2 separate regions of the Homo sapiens genome follow, and region 2 is linked to region 1. A link is a loop called in an ENCODE intact Hi-C map of the cell type or tissue named here. Cell type or tissue: heart left ventricle. All regions are shown on one strand. Each heading gives the region's core, and the rest is flanking DNA. Links, peaks and the distances in the headings are about the cores only.

Region 1 (8,322 bases), core at 280-8,279:
ACTCCTGCTCTCTCCAGGCCCCCACCCACTCACTCTCACTCCTCCCAGCCTCCACACCCCTCCCTGGTTCCTGTCGCCCTCCCCGCTCCTCTGAATGGCCTTAGTACCCTCCCTACCCTCCTTGATTCAGCTCTCAGCCAGACCAATCCTTTGGCTGAACCTACATGAGACCATGGCCCTCTTCTGCTCAGTACCCTCCCGGGGACCCCACCCCACTCAGAATAAAAACCCCAATCCTTGCCATGATCCACAGGCCCTGCTTTACCCCCTGGGCCTTATTTATCCTCCTCCTAACTCTGCCTCGGGCACACTGGCCTGTTGCAGTTTCTCCAGCTCCAGCTCCAGGCTCTCCTGCCCCAGGGCCTTTGCATGTGTCATGCTTTTTGCCCAGGGGGATATTCAAAATATTTAACACAGGCACTGGCCCCCACCACTCCAAAACACCTCCTGCTAGGCTAAGTATTAACTCCTTTATTGCAGATCCTAGGGACATCTGAAGAGGGCCAGGAGAAGGGCTGGACAGAGACAGCAGCAGTGGGAGCCCCTCTGGGGGTCCAGACAGTGGGCTTTAACCCAGGGGCATGAAAAGATTTCAGTATTGTAACGACAGGTGTGTAACCGCTGGACATATGCCCTGACTTGGCCTGGCCCACTCCTCTCCTATTGGCCAGGAGGCCCCCTTGGGCCCCTCCCCAAAATACACTGCCACACCCCATCCTGGCCTTTTACTTTAGCACTTGTCACTATAAAACCACACAGCCCTAAAATATAAACAACCCAAGTGTGCATCAACAGATGATGGATAAACAATGCGATCTGTCCATACTATGAAACATTATTTAGCCATAAAAAGAAATAAAATTTGGGGAGCACTAGCCCATGCCTGTAATATCAACACTTTGGGAGGCTGAGGCTGGAGAATTACTTGAGCCCAGGAGTTTGATACCATACTGGGCAACACAGTGAGACTCAGTCTCTACAGAAAAAATTTTTTTTTAATTAGCCAGGTGTGGTGGTGCACACCTGTAGTCCCAGCTACTTAGGAGGCTGAGGTGGGAGGATCCCTTGAGCCCAGGAGGTCAAGGCTTCAGTGAGCTGTGTTTGTGCCACTGCACTCCAGCCTGGGTGACAGAATGAGACCCTGTCTCAAAAAAATTGTTTTTAAAGAAATGAAGTACCGATATATGTGGCAACATGGATAAACCTTGGAAACATGATGCTAAGTTAAAGAAGCCAGACACAAAAGGACACATCTTCTATGATTCGAATGGTGTGAAATGTCCAGAACAGGCAAATCCATAGAGGTAGAAAGCAGATGAGTGGCTGCCAGGGAATGGGAGGAGGCCTAGGGAGTATGTGGACGGCTGCGAATGGGTATGGAGTTTCTGCCTGGAGTGATGAAAATGTTTTAAAACCTATTGTGGGGATGGTTGTGCAACTCAGTGAATTTACTAGAAAGCATTGAATTGTACACTTTTAAAAACACTGTATATTTTAGGCCGGGCACGGTGGCTCACGCCTGTAATCCCAGCACTTTGGGAGGCCAAGGCGGGTGGATCACGAGGTCAGGAGATCCAGACCATCCTGGCTAACACGGTGAAACCCCGTCTCCACTAAAAAATACAAAAAATATTAGCGGGGTGTGGTGGCGTGCACCTGTAGTCCCAGCTACTCGGGAGGCTGAGGCAGGAGAATGGCGTGAACCTGGGAGGCGGAGCTTGCAGTGAGCCAAGATCGCGCCACTGCGCTCCAGCCTGGGTGACGGAGCAAGACTCTGTCTCAAAAAAAATAAAACAACAAAAACAAACTACTGTATATTTTAAATTTCTATATTCTATATTTTGGTTTGTTTCCCTACTGTTAGCACGCTAGCTTCATGAAGGTAAGGATTTTTGTCTGTTTTATTCACTATACTCTAGTGCCTGGAATACCACCGGTATTTAATAAAATGTGAAATGAGTGACTGAATGAGTGAGTGGATGTATGAATGAATGATTGCAATCTGAGCTCAAGGTGCTGCTCCCCAGTGAGTCCCAGCACTCAGGCACACCCCCATCCCGTGTTGCACCTCTCTGTGTCCATGTGTGCCACCCACTGGCTGCAAGTCCCCCACAGGACATGCTCATGGAGTCTGTGGGGTGATTGGTGACAGGCCTGGTGCAGGGGCAGGTCCTGGTAGAGGTAGGCCCCACGCTGGGCTGAGAGACTCTACAGCCCACCACATCCCGAGAGCCCCTTCTCCCTCCCCACAGCCTGGTGTTGATTTAAAGGGACTTTGCTGGGCTTCTGCCATGTGCCAGGTGCTCTGCTGGGCCTGAGGAGGCACACTAAGGGGACCTGGCACCCTGTGACTCGTATGAGCTCCGTAGAGATTTTAGACTTCGATCCTTGAGCTCAGAAGGACCTCAGCCGGGGACACTCAGGCACAGACAGGCTGAGAATGGAACCCGGGTATCCACAGTTCCCTTGACCAAAAGCCCTGTGCGGAATTTGAACCCCAGCCGCGGGGACAGCACTGGAAGACTGCACGGAGCTGCCTGACCAGCCAGGAGGAAGATTAATTTGGATTTGGCTGGCCTGGCCTCCTCCTCACCGCCCACACTCCTCTGCCCTGATGACCCATTCTGTGCTCGGTTTCTACGGCCTTCTCCCAGAGAGGTTTGTAAAGACTTCTCGTCACTCCGGTCTTGACTCAGTGGACACTCTCTCAGGGAGGGCTCCTGCCCACCTCTGTCCTGCACTCCCTACGCCATCGCTCACTCAGGTGCATGCCTTGACCCCGTCACCACTCTCCGAGGGCAGCAGCATCGGTCTCTCTGCCAGGCTGCTGGTTGCTGTCCTCCTTCCTCATTGGCATACAGACTCCAGGAGGCCAGGGGAGTCTGTTTTATTCACTGAAGCAGGCTCAAGCCATAGACCGTGCCTGGCACATAGCAGATGCTCAAAAAATATTTGCCGAATGAATGAGGGAGTTTGTTTACAGGACAGATGCTGGAATGAGACCCAGGACAGTGTTGCTGGGCCTTTGACTTGGGCTTGGGCCTACTGAAACCCATGCATCTTTTCTCCCATCTCTTCCCCTGGCCTCCTGGCCTCCCTGCCCTCCCTGAGCACAGCCCTCCTTTGTGACTACTGCAGGAGCAGGGGCTGGGGTGTGAAAGGACCCAGAAGCCCAGGTGGGACGGGCCCACAATGCTCCCAGGAAGCCCGACTTGGCTGTGCCTCAGCCTTGCCCCCGCTGACCTGTCTGTTCACCCCAGCTGTTCCTATGACCAGGCCCTTGTCAGCCCTCCCTCTGTATTCAGGGAAACTGAGAGGTGCCTGAAGCTCCAACATAAAAAACAAAGACACAGGCAGGCAGAGGACACGTGTGGCACATTTGGGGAGTCTTCAGGGGTTTTCCTAGGAAAGCCACATCCTCTGTGGAAGCCTAGACTGTTCAGGCTTCCTCCCAGGTCTCCTCTTTGGTCTGGGAGGGCAGCTTGGGTGGGGTCGGGGTGGGCAGGACCTGGAGGCGCTGGAGCAGGGCAGTCATGGGGGAGGTGGTCAGTGTCCCCAGGCCCCCCAGGCAGTTCTAAGGGCCTGTGCATGGTCGAGGCCAGGAGGAAGCTAAGCACAGCTCTTTCTGGGGTCAAGCTACCCTGCACTGCGCGGGGTCAATTGCCCTGCACTGTGCAGGGTCAGAACTGACTGCATCAAAAGGGGCTAGTGAGATGCCTGTGCCTAGGGCTAAGCAAGCCAGCAGGGACATACCAGGCAGGAGAAGAAGACCTTGTGAGCTTCTGCCAGCTCTGAGGACACCGTATCACGGGGGTGTTTCCATAAAGTGCTCAGGGAAGTAAGTTCTGGGGTTAGTACAGCTCAAAGGCGCTAGGTGTAATGCTCAGAAGTTCCAGCAGAGGGCAGCGCGCGGCTGCTGCAAAGTCCTGCAAAGAGATACCTGCAAAACACGCCCCGGCTGACCACGGACGTCCCAGAACGCTGTTGACCTGGCTCCTTCCCAGGCCTGCCCAGGCCTCATTCCCTGGCCACATGTCCTCTCCCCATCTGGGTTAGGCTAAAATAATCCCAGGAACTGAGATGCTGCCAAGAAGACACAACACAGAGACAGGACCCTAAGGACCAGGAGCAGCGCGTGCCTGGGTGCTGGGGGCCTCTCTGAGACGGCGACATTTAAGCCAAGAGCTAAATAATGGGAGAAGTCAATTTTAGCCCCTAACCCGAATTATTTCTGTTCCCTCACCAGAACAATCTCAATGGTGTCTCCTCTATCAACCCCTCTGATGGTGGCCTCTTCGCGTAAAACAGTCCACCAACATTCAGGCCCTGCGCTCTCTGGCCCCACCCACCTTGCAGGGTTCCTGTCCCAGTGCCAGCCCCTCCTCACTCTGCTCCAGGCACGCTGGCCAACTTTCCATCTCCAAGGCCGAACTTCTTCGAGTCCCGGGGCCTTTGCCCTTGCTGTTCCCTCTGCCGCGAGCACTCTTCCCCCTCCCGTAGCCGGCTCCTCCCATTATTTAGCTCTTGGCTCAGAGAGGCCCCCAGCACCCAGGCACAAGCTGCTCCTAGTCCTCAGGGTCCTATCTCTGTGTTGTGTCTTCTTGGCAACATCTCAGTACTTGGGATTATTTTAGCCTAACCCAGGTAACAAGTGACTAAATCACATCTCGGTGGCTCCACACAGGTCCTGCCCCTGCCCAGGGCACAGTCTGTGGTTTCACCAACTCCAGCTGGGGAGGCGAGAGGATACAGAGAGGCATTAAGAGCAAATAAACAAACTCACTTATAAAGGAGACATCGTCCCTCAGCCAGAGCCTCAGCCCCATACCTGACAAGACTAATCGGGCTCAAGGACGGAAGGAGACCTGGGGCCTCCATCCCAGCCCTGCCTGCTGCAGGGATGCATGCTCCTCCAGCATCCCAGGCGGTGCCATCTGAGCCCCAGCACCTTCAGTGATGCAGAGTTTATGTCCTCACCGGGCCCCAGGGGAGACCATTAGGAAGCTTCCTCCACAGGAGGAGCTGGGCTCCACCTCCTGCCATGCGCAGACGAGGGGCTTCATCCAAGTAACTGGTCCCTGTGGCTCAGGGCAGGAACTGGGGAGGCAGGGCTGCCTCCTCCCCAAGCTCAGGGGATGCCACGAGGGAGGAGGTTATTCAGTGTGATTCCTACGTGTGTCCCCTTCATCCAGCACATGGGGTGTGTGGCAAACCCTGGACAAGGGGACACAAGACGCATGCAGCTACAGCCTGGCGGCAGGATCAGGCCCGAGCACTGATGACGACTGAGGCATACACAGTTGGATCCACTGTCTGGCATCCAGCCCCTCTTATCCCTGAACCTCCTCCCCACTGTTGGTCCACGTGACTCCGCTAGGTCTCCCCCTGTCCGTTCTCAGCACCCTCTAGGTCCAGGGATGTGCACGTGATCCAGCCTGGCCAATCAGAGCATAAATCCCTCTGTTCTTCATAGTGATTGGCTTAGAGATGGGCTTGTAACCTGAGTCAGGCCAATGAGAGTCAGCCCTGGCGCTTTTGCAGATCTGAAAAAGAGACCTCTTCCGGCTGGGGCCACTGAACTAACTGGCTGTGAGCCTGGGGTTCCTGGTGCCTATCGTGTTATACTGTAAGAGCAAACCTTCCCAAGAATGAAGAAACAGGGCTGAGGGATGAAGAGAGAGAGAGAACCGTGACATCCGATCAGGGTCCTCACTGATACACCGATGGTAGCAGGTGGCACCTCGTATCACAGTGGAGAAGCCGGTGCTGTGGGAGTTCTAGGATGGAAGGCACTTGTGGCAGGGAGATCATGGAAGAGGCAGGGACTGCATCAGGCCTTGAAGGATGAGAAAGTTAACACAGGAAGATGAGTGATCAGGCATTCCAGATGGAAGGCGAAGGCAAGGCTTGCAGGGGCTGACCTTGAAAAGAAGGATTTCACTTCCACCCCTCTCCCGGAGCCACCTGGAAGTCCCATCCCTGCTCTAGACTCCCTCCCCCAATCATATACAAAACACAAACCACAGAGGCTGGCGAGATGCAGAGTGATGTCTGAGCCCCTTTAATTTTGTTCCTTTTTGTCAGGAAGATCTGTGTCCACTCAACCTCTCTCTCCTCCTGACACCCCCCACCTGGTGCCAGACCCTGCACTAAGTACTGTTCGTGGATCAGCCTGTGAGACTGCTTCCACCATTCCCCTCATAATACAGTTGTGGAAACTGAGGACAGATAAATCAGGAGTATGGCCTGTTCCTGGCCATACTACTGGACAGAGGGCTGCAGGGCTCAAACTCAGGCTGACAGGCTCCAGCAGCCACGAGCTCCGGGATCTTCTCCCACTGAGCACGGTGTGACCTGCCGAGAGCACCTGACCCTTCTGGGCCTCCACTGGGAATTCAGGGAAGATCAATAGTTGAGTTCAATTGTTACCTCCCCAGGCAAGGGATACATTTCGATGGACCATGGACACAGACTGAACCAGCTGCAGGCCACACGCTGAGAGAGGAGCCCAGCAAGTGCTCCTAAGCTTGTGGCTGTGGCTGCGGTTTTGTTCGGTGGTGATCATGACCATTTGTTGGAGCCACACCTGGGCAAACGCTATTGCACCGAGAGCCCCCCTCCTCTCCACCTTGCTTCTGGTTTACTGCAGTTTAATAACAATGCTCCACAAGTCAACCAGCCCAAGAATCTACCTCCATCTCTGCCTGTGGGTGGACCCCAGGCTGCGATGTGTAGTCTGGTCCACAGTATACACTGTCTTTCCCAGAGGTGAGCCTGGCATGGTCCCCGTCGTTCCTGAAGGCCCCAGGGAGTTGGAAAGGTGTGGTCAATCCCCGACCCCCACCTCCCAGGGCATCTCTGAGGAACCTGTGAAAAATGCACATTCTCGGGTCTACCCAGACCTCCCAAGCAGAAACCCTGAGGTGGGGCCCAGCCATCTGGGATTTAACCAGCCTTGGCGATGCTGGTGTGCGCTCCTTTAGGGAAGTGCTGGCTTCGTGGAAACAGCAGCACCGGGGGCTGATGGACAGAGCTAAGAACATTTGAGACATGTGTTTCCTACTTAATGCATACCCAGCGCCTCCTCAGAGGCCGAGTTGCTTCCTGCTCAGTGATAATCATTGCCACTCCCCCCTCCTTTCCCAGCCATCTGGGGCCTTTTCCGCCACTCCATGACACTGGGTGGCTCGGTGGGGACGCTGAGGACGCAATCACCAGCCTTTTAGGAACTGGCGCTTGTAAAAGAGGTGGGGACGTCCTTCCTCAGAGGATGCTGAGCACGCCTGTCGGGACGGGCAATTTGCAGAGGGCTCCAGATGCAGCAGGACAATGGAGGCTGATTGGCAGGGAGCGGGCGGGGCAGCTTTTATTCCACAGCCCCACGCAAAAGCGCTGAGCCAGCTGCAGAGGAGAGAGGCCTGGGAAGGATGAGGCTGAGGGAGGGGCGGCGAGATTCACGTGAGACCTCATGCATTCACTGATTTATTCACACATGCCTGCATTCCCTCATTTGGAAGGCATCATGATGGGGTGGGAAGAACCCTCTGAGTCGTCCAAGCTCCATGGCTTCAATCCTGGCTCCTGCACATCCTTGGTTCCTCCTGCCTCAGTATCCGCATCTGTGATCTGGGCTGCTATGAGGCAGAGAAAGGACCCCATGGGTGAAAATGCCCAGCACCCTCCCTGGCTCTTCATAGGTCCCAAGTGTAGACTCAGCTTTCCTATCCCCTCTTTTTCTTCTCATTCATTCAGACACGTATTGAGCACCTAGTGTGTACCAAGATCTGACCTGGGCAGTGGGAGGCACAGGTAAGACCTCCAGGCTACGCCCTAGCTCTTGGGGAGCTCACAGTCTTGGAGGTGGGGCATGTGGGGGACAGGCCTCTAAGTGATCTCAGGGCAGGGTCAGTGTTGTGAGAACCATCCATTCATTTATTCACTCATTCCTTTGCTTATTCACTCAACAAAATTTACTCTGTCACCATACACTGGGCCGTGTAGGGCACACGCCCTTCCCAGAAGGGATTCGCAGTCTAGCAAGAATCAAGTATTTGGGGGGCATAGAGGGCAAGACGCTGACTTAGCATTGGGAAGACACCACAGAGGAGGTGCCATATGAGGTGAGTTTTGAAGGATGTATATGAGTTCGCTGTGGCCTGGGGTTTATGTGAAGAAAACACACCCCAGAGAGGAAGGAACATGAGCAAAGGCACGGCAGCCTCCTGGTGCTTCCGAAGACCATGCTGGCAAAGGGCAGCACAGTCCCAGCCACTTGGCTACATACCCAGAATAGCACTGTCACGCTTGAAGGAGGCACAGAAG
Region 2 (8,322 bases), core at 73-8,072, 100 kb after region 1:
GATCGAGACCATCCTGGCTAACACGGTGGAACCCCGTCTCTACTAAAAATACAAAAAGAAATTAGCCAGGCATGGTGGCGGGCGCCTGTAGTCCCAGCTACTCAGGAGGCTGAGGCAGGAAAATGGCGTGACCCCGGGAGGCGGAGCTTGCAGTGAGTCGAGATCGCACCACTGCACTCCAGCCTGGGCAACAGAGCGAGACTCTGTCTCAAAAAAAAAAAAAAAAAGAAAAGAAAAGAAAGCAGGGCTATTGCAGATGTCTTAGGTAAGATGTGGCACACTGGAGTAGGGGTCCCCCAGTCCAATATGCCTGCTGTCTATAACGCGAGGGAAGTTTGGACAGAGATGCACGCAGGGACGGACGACGTGAAGATGCAGGAAGACAGCCCTGCGGAGGTGGAGGTGGAGACAGGAGGGAAGCAGGTATAGGCAGGAAGCGCCAGGACCACCTGCCGTCCCCAGAGGCTGGGAGAGAGGCCAGGTGAGTATTCTCCCTCGGGGCCCCAAGAGGACTCACCCTGCATTCAGACCACCAGCCTGCGGGGGCAGTGAGAGGTTTCACAGCTCTGTGGCTGGGAGCCACCCACTTTGTTATGGAGGCCCCCGACACAGTCCCAAACTCCACTTCTTGTGTAGACATTTCCCACAGGCCCTGTGTGTCCACCTGGCTGGGCTCCTCTCCCACGTAGGGCTTGCTGGGGCCCTGCTCAGTGTCAGCTCTGGAGTTCTGCTTTGCAGATTCACCTTGAGGGGGAGCATTTGCCTCACCCCTGCTCCCAGCAGCAACACCTCCCCTGAGGCCTGAGTGCAGAACCAGAGTGAGGCCTCACGCTGGCATCCAGGACCTCTGTTCCCAGTGACAGCAACAGGGGCCATCTCTGGGCAGTGGGCGAAGGTCCAGTCCTGGCCATGTAGCTGCATGCAGTGCATCCTCCAGCCCCTAGTGGCCAGACAGGAACCCAGTTGCAGCAGGGATGGGCAGTGTCTTTTCTCAGCCTTGTCCTACGAGCACAGGATGCCCACCTGCCCGGGGCTCACACACAGAGCCTGCCCCATTCCCCGGACTCTCATGGGCATCTCTGCTCCCTGTCGCCCACCAGCTCCCTCTCTGCCTGTGAGTGTGGAGTTCAACAGATCCACAGCTTCAGCCCCACTGATGACTGCGCTTCTGAGCCATTTCCGGCCTGTGGCAATGTCTTTTACATTCTGAATACATATTTGGGGGTGGGAGGTCTGAAATCCACCAGTGAGTTTTAAACTAGGAAGGTAAAGATCAGAGGTGGCTTGGAAAGAGCTCTCTGGCTACAGAGTGGTGACCACAGGAAGGGGAGCACGCTGGGGGATGAAGGATGTGGACGGTCGGGTGGTGACTGGGAACAAGGCACAGAGGGGACGAAGAGGAGTGCCAGCCCAGGCCGCCAGGGTGACAGGAAGAAAGGGAGGGGAACAGAAGGTGCAGTTTAGGGGGTGAGGAGAGAAGTATCATGAGTTCAGTTTGGGGTGTGCCAAGCTTAGGGGTCTAGAACACTTAAGATGCGGGAAAGAGGCAGTTGGAGACCAAAGGCTGATGTCAGAGCTTAAGCCTCCCTCCTCCAACGGGCTCTCCCTGGACACATGCTGTGCTGGACGCTGTCCCACTTCCCCCGGCCCCACACCCTCCTGCCTGCACCTGCTCACACCCAGACCTGGCCTGTGTGACTCCACCAGCGGCCAGCAGCTTCCAGTGTCCATCAGTCAACCGGGCTGACAAGGACCATGCCCTGGGGCTTCGGCCACAGACCAAGCTTGGTTTCCTCACAGCTCTGGAGCCTGGAATTCGGAAAGCAAGGCTTTGGTTGGCAAGGGTGGTTTCTCTGGCAGCCTCTCTCCCTCCTTGGCTGGCCGACAGCCCCCTTTCCTGAGTCTCTGCATGGTCTTCCCTCTGTGTGTGTCTGTGACCTAATCCCCTCTTCCTAAGAGGACACCAGTCAGATTGGATTAGGGCCACCACCACGAGCTCATTTCCCCTTAATCACCTCTGTAAAGGCCCTGTCTCCTCATCCCGTTCTAAGGTTATGGGGGTTAGGGCTTCAGCCTATGAATTTGGGGGTGTGTAACTCAGCCGGGAGCAGTTGGAATGAGTCAGTGGGGGGTGCCAGCAGAGGCAGGGGAGGTTGGGGTGCTCACTCCGCAGCTGCCTCCCGGCTGGGCTGCAGGTTTATTCCCGTGTTTCTTGACCTACAGCAGAAGCCAGTGTGAGGCAGCCTCTCCTATGCTCTGACTCTCACTGGGCTCTGGGGACACCGCCTGTCCCCTGTCCCTCAGGTGCCGGGAGTGCCTCCTCCCAGCGTGCCAGGCCAGGCACTGCCCACCGCTCTGTGATTCCTAAAACTTCCCTCGCAGGGCCAGCTGCTTCCTGTCAAGGCGCCCCAACTCGCTTTCCACCCCCCTTCTCAGAGCTGCTTTCTACAAGCATGTAGTTAACATGTAAGGCCCACCACAAACCTATGATCCGAGTTGGAGGGTGCCCACCCAGAAACCCCAGAGGAGACCCCTCGAGGTAGACTGTATTTTCCAAAGACTGAGAGGCGAGGTCCGTGCTTCCTCCTTTGAATCTGGCAGGCCTTCCTAACAGACCTGACCCGCAGAACAAACAGGGAATTACGGCACCGAGGGACCTCCAGGCTCAGACATCCGCAGGCAATACGAGCAAACTCCAGCCTCAACCTCAGACCCTAACCCAAAGTGGATCATCGGCTTAAATGGAAAATGTCAATCCACAAAACCTTTAGAAAAATACATAGGAAAAAAACCCAGACCTAGCCTGAGGCAAAGAGTTCATAGACTTGACCCCAAACCCACAATCCACACAAAGAAAAAGCAGGAAGTTGGACCTCAGCAAAATTGTAAAATGTTTGCTCTGTGAGAGATACTGTCAAGAGGACGATAAGGCATGCTACTGACTGGGGAGAATGTTACAAATCCCACATCTGACAAACGAGTAGTATCTAGAATATAAAAAATGTTCAAAATTGAACAGTAAAACACCAAACAATCCAGTTAGAAAATGGGCAAAAGACACAAACAAACACTTTATAAGATACACAGATGGCAAATAAGCAGATGAAACGGTTCAATGATGTTAGCCTTGTAAGACACGCAGAAAATGCAAGATGAGATGCCACTGCATGCCTACCGTGATGACTGAAACAAGAAAGAGTGGTGACACCAGAGGCCGGAGAGGATACAGAGAAACTAGATCACTCAGGCACTGCTGGTGGGAAGATAAAATGGTACAGCCTCCGTGGCAAACAGTTTGGCAGTTTCTTATAAAACTAAACATGCAATTACCATATGACCCAGTAACTGTACTCAAATGCACTTAAAAAGCAAACTGTGGCGAATCCAATTCATGGAACACTATTCGGCAATCAAAAAGAATGAATTATGGATACACACGACAGCTTGGACAGAAGCCAAGGACATTTACACAGAGTGAAGAAAGCCAATCTCAAAAGGTTACACACTGCATGATTCCACAGAGACAACATTCTTGCAATGACAAAATTACAGAAATGGGGTTGTGCAGGGAAGTGGATGTGGCTGTCAAAGGGCAACATGAGGGGTTCCTGTGGTCCTGAAACCGTTCTGCATCTTGACGGTGGTGGTGGGCACGACAAAACTGCATAATCCTAAATATACCCACAAATGAGTACAAATAAAACTGGGCAATGTGGATAAGATGGGGGGATGGTATCAGTATCAATAATACTTCTAGCTGGCATATTAGACTGTGGTTTTGTAAAATGTTACCATTGGAGGAAACTGGGTGGAGGGGACGTGGGTCTGTCTGTATTATTTCTTATGACTACATGTGAATCTACAATGGTCTCTGAATAGAAGGTTACTTTTTTAAAAAATTACTAAGAGTTTCGGTTTTTTACAAAAGAGGCAATACAGCTCCCATCTGGTGCTTTTGTCCCCTCCCTCTTCTCTTTCTCTCTTTCTCTGGGGACACTCACGCTTTGAACCCAGCCACCATGCTGTGAGGAAGCCCAGTTTACGTGGGGAAGCCTGGGAGGGGGTGCCAGCCCATAGTCTCAGCTAGGTCCCAAGAGGATGCCAACATCGACCGAGACACGTTAGTGACAGAGCCTTCAGGTGACCCCAGCCCAGCCATCCAGGCACCTGAAGCCTCTGAGTCTTCTTCCAGCTGGTGCCGCAGACGTTGTGGAGCAGAGGCAAGCCATCCTGACCTCAGAGACAAGGAAAGGTAACGCATGAAGCCTGCTGTTCTACACCACTAAGGTTTGGCAAGCTTTGTTCCCCAAGGTGCACATTTCCTTCCTCCTCAACCGAGGGCTCAATGTGGCTTCCTTCCTGAGCGCCTCTGAGACAGGCTCCTGTCACTGCAGCATTTCCCAGGCTGCTTGCCCTGCACGTCTGGCTGTCACTCAGCCCCATCTCCTGGAGAACAGGCCACAGGGAGGGCTGCGTGAGCAGCCTGCCAAGTCTCCCTGCTTCTTTCCCAATGAGAAGAACACACGTTTCTGATTCCCTTTGCAAATGAAAGGTAAATCTTTCAGTGAATGAATAATGAATATCCCTGGCATGCGCGTGCGTGTGTATGTACATGTGTGTGCGTGTGTGTGTGTGTGTGTGTGTGTGTGTGTGTGTGTGTGTGGTGGGGAGCAGGCTGGAGAGCCCATCCCAGGAAGTCCAGAAAGAAGCAGCCGCAGGGGCTCTATTCCTTGTCTCTCAGGCCACACAGGCTTGTCCCAAGTCAGGGGGAGCAGGAGAGTCTGTGGGATCCGGGTGGGGGTGTCACCGGGCAGCAGACCCAGCTCAGAGGCAGGAAGGGTGTTCTCTGAGGCAGGATGCGTAGGGAGAGTTGAGGAGGGCTGCAGTTAAGACCCTTGCCACGACACTGCCTCCACCTGGAGGCCCCTGTGCCCTGGGACACTGTGGACCATAGACCAAGACAGCAAGGACATCAAAGGCTACCTCCTCTTGGGACTGTGTAGCTTTGTCTGCCTCTCCAGGAGCCTGAAGACATCTGAACAGATATCCCCTACGGAAGGTCAGGGATGCACATGAACCATGTCTTCCTTCACTTGAACGGGAAACGCTTGCTCCCTGCACACATTTTTTAAAAATCAACATTTGCAGCCCCCAAGCGCCCACAACAGCGGGAAAGAGGCATCTTCATAAACGGCAGATGCATGGCCAGGGGCGCTGGAGGGTGGGGTGCTCCCTGCCCCACTGGGGCTGAGCTGGACAGGCACTGAGTTCCCAGCCTGGCAGACAGGACGTGCTGGTGCCCGGCCCCATCCTGAAGTGTCCCAGCAGCCAACACTCATCACCAGGCCAGCTGCAGGGCAGGCCACTCTCCACAAGGCTACAGGGACTGGGGGCCTCAAATGTCCCCCACAGGCTGCATAATGACCAGGGCCCCTACGACCAAGCTGCCCGCCCTATTCAGCAGCATCTTGACAGAGTCCAGACCCAGGCCCTGATAACTTCACGGCCGCATGCAGTAGTCGCTAGTCAGCATCCCACCTTACGACCAGCAGAGTGGTTCAGGGAGGTGCACAGGCCAGGCATGGGTGGGGCATCAACATTGCAAGCTGGTAGGGAAGTGTGCCCCGTTCACAGGTGGGCACACTGAGGTCCAGAGAGGCCAAGGAAGATAGTCAAGGCCGAATTAGGCTTTAGTACAGGCTGGACATGAGCTAGGTGGGAGCGAGTCCCCCAGCCAGCGGGAAGAAAAACCCTGGTCTTGGAGGGCCTGAGTGGCCTGCCCAAGGCTGCCCAGCAGGAGCGGAGCGTGGTGCCCGCGGCTTGGATGTGTGTGCACAGCGTGCACCCGGCCTCCCGAGGCCTCTCTGTGGAGAGGACTATGCCCTGTGGCCCCGGGGCAGGGCTTAGACTCTGTGGGCACGCAGGGTCTGAAAGGACAGAGATGATGACCCTTGCCTGGAGGAGAATTGTGTGAAGAGGTGCTGAGCTCAGGCCACGTGGCCTGTTTTCTCTAATTCTAACAATTTCTGCTCATGCCCCACAGAGGACCCCTATAATTTAGTCCTACGGTCAACAAGCTCATCCAGACATTAAAAGGTAATTTACTTTCTGCTTCTCCTGCTTGTTATGGCCCATTTGTGGGCTTTTTTCTCCCAAAAGCATAAGCCTTGCAACCATGTAAACACAAAATATTTAAAGAGTAATTCTGAAGCTTGGGATGGCCGTGGGCTGTCCCCCTGGAGGTTCTGGGTGGCTCATCTGAAGAGTGCATACCGCGCCTAGAGATCCAGTCTGAGAACTCACCAACCAGGGTAGGCGGGGGGCAGGAAGGGGCTCCACCCAGAGTGAGATGCAGATTTCACGCAGCTCAGCTCCTAGGCGGTGATGACCGCTGGAATGTCCTGCCACCACCAAGAGTCCTGTGCATGACACTCTGGGTGGCACAGGGAAATGCACATGTTCTGAGTTTGGCTTGGTGGTGACCTACAGCCGGGATCATACCACAGCCAACTGCCTTTGAATTCCAGCTCTCATGCCGGCTGGCTGCGTCCTCTTACACACCATGTGACCATGGGCAAGGCACTGCCATGTCTTAGCCTGTGTTTCTCCACCACAAGAAGAGGCTAAGCCTCCACCCAAAGCACCCAACACAGCAAGGCACGTGGGAGCTGAAGCCAGTGCCTGCTGGAGCTCATGCCCTTGGAGTGAGGAGTTATTATTCTGCTGAAGAAAAGCAGAATCCCACACTTTCTGTTCCTGGGAAAGAAAAAGCCTGCTGAGGAGAAATGCCCAGGACGGAATACACCAGAGTGACCATGGCTGGGCTTGGGAGGCTGCCGGGCGAGTGTTTAGCCTGTATTTTCCAAGCTCTCTGTAATGTTTTAACTTGCTTCCATAATGAAAACCCATGCACATAAAGGGTGTGGTCAGTCACTCCTGCATTCAGCCACATGCATGGCACGGCGGGGGTGCGAGGGGACGGGGGAGCTGGTGGGGCAGGCGACACAACATGGCAGTGAAAAAGTAAGACCAGCCTCACATCAGAGAGAGCTCTCAGCCCGGAGGAGGCACTGGCCAGGCTTAGGATGGAAGAGAGCTGGGGCAGTGAGAAGGCTTTGTGGAGGTGGCCGCACCTGGCCCCTTCTCTAGGAGCCAACACATTTGACGCAGTCCTGGTTGACAGCTTGGGCTGGGGACTCTGGCTCCAATTGTTGTGACTGAGAAAATGGGCGTGGGCCAAACCTCCACCCCAAAGCTCCTAGGGCACCCCCTGGGACAGGGGCCGTCCAGGGACATCTGTGCAGAGCAGCAGCCCCTTTCCAAGCTGGGCAGCTCGCACAGGACTGTGTGGACATTGCCTCAAATCCTCCCCACAGCCCAGCTCTGAGCAGCACCGGTGTCCCTGCCTGCCACTCCCCACTTGCTGTGCTGTGGTCGCCCCTCCGCTCCTTCCCACCGACCAAGGCCAGCCCCGCGACCCTCCTTCAGTGTACTTTTCAGGTCCTGTGCAGCGACTGGCCCCATATAGGCTTCCTGCGCCACGGCCTGGAGTGGCCCCTGAGGCCCTTAGGAACCTGCTCGCCCACGAGGACACCCTGCCCCCATCTGAGTCCTCCGTGGCTGTCCCCGGACGTGAGGATGCCCTTCCCTCTGCTCCAGGCAAATGCTGCCAGGACCCCTGCAAGCAGCTGGGACAGGGTGGAGAAGCAGCCCCCGCAAGGGAAACCAGCACACCACACACATATGCCACACACACACACCACACACACACACAACAAACAGATACACCACACACCACGCACGTCACACACACACACACACCATACACACATACACATACACCACACCACATACATATGCCACACATGCACACACCACACACACACGCCACATGTACATCACACACACCACACACTACACACGCACACACACCACACACATACACACAACATGCATATACACAACATGCGCGCGCACGCACACACACATACACCACAGACTACTCACATATGCCACATGCACACACACCAAACACACATACACACACATACAACACACACATACACAAACACATCACACACTATATGCATACACCAGACGTGCACACAAACACACCCACATACAACACACACACACACACACACCACACACACATACTCCCCCCCCTTATCATTTATAAGCAGTTACTGAGTTGTTTCAACTATGAGCAAACCATGACCGGGGAAGACTGGAAGAAAATTCTCCACCGTGTCCCCTCACTGACTTCGACTTGAGCGGCCTCTCCAGACTCATGTTTCTCTTTCTGCTTCCTCAGACTTTCTA

The links. Peaks named below come from ENCODE experiments on the same cell type or tissue, not always from the same donor. Only the 100,000 strongest peaks of a DNase experiment are listed, where the experiment ranks them.
Region 2: it touches region 1 in a loop (2.5-fold over the local background); 9 of 110 quality-filtered maps call a loop at or near these places.

Annotation. Positions count from the first base shown.
Region 1 is chr3:13,088,437-13,096,758 of GRCh38, forward strand. It overlaps a transcript of IQSEC1 not described here. Among named protein-coding and RNA genes, the nearest start is that of IQSEC1, 19 kb to the left of the region's middle. RefSeq lists an enhancer at 1-406. In heart left ventricle, for the core only: CTCF peaks have their summits at 3,897 (motif pointing right) and 4,112; DNase peaks (open chromatin) are centred at 3,925 and 4,385; H3K4me3 peaks cover 522 bases; H3K27ac peaks cover 379 bases.
Region 2 is chr3:13,192,128-13,200,449 of GRCh38, forward strand. It overlaps a transcript of IQSEC1 not described here. Among named protein-coding and RNA genes, the nearest start is that of IQSEC1, 120 kb to the left of the region's middle. RefSeq lists enhancers at 928-1,534, 1,535-2,141, 5,654-6,274, 6,835-7,381. In heart left ventricle, for the core only: CTCF peaks have their summits at 943 (motif pointing left) and 4,443 (motif pointing left); a DNase peak (open chromatin) is centred at 4,364; H3K27me3 peaks cover 1,366 bases.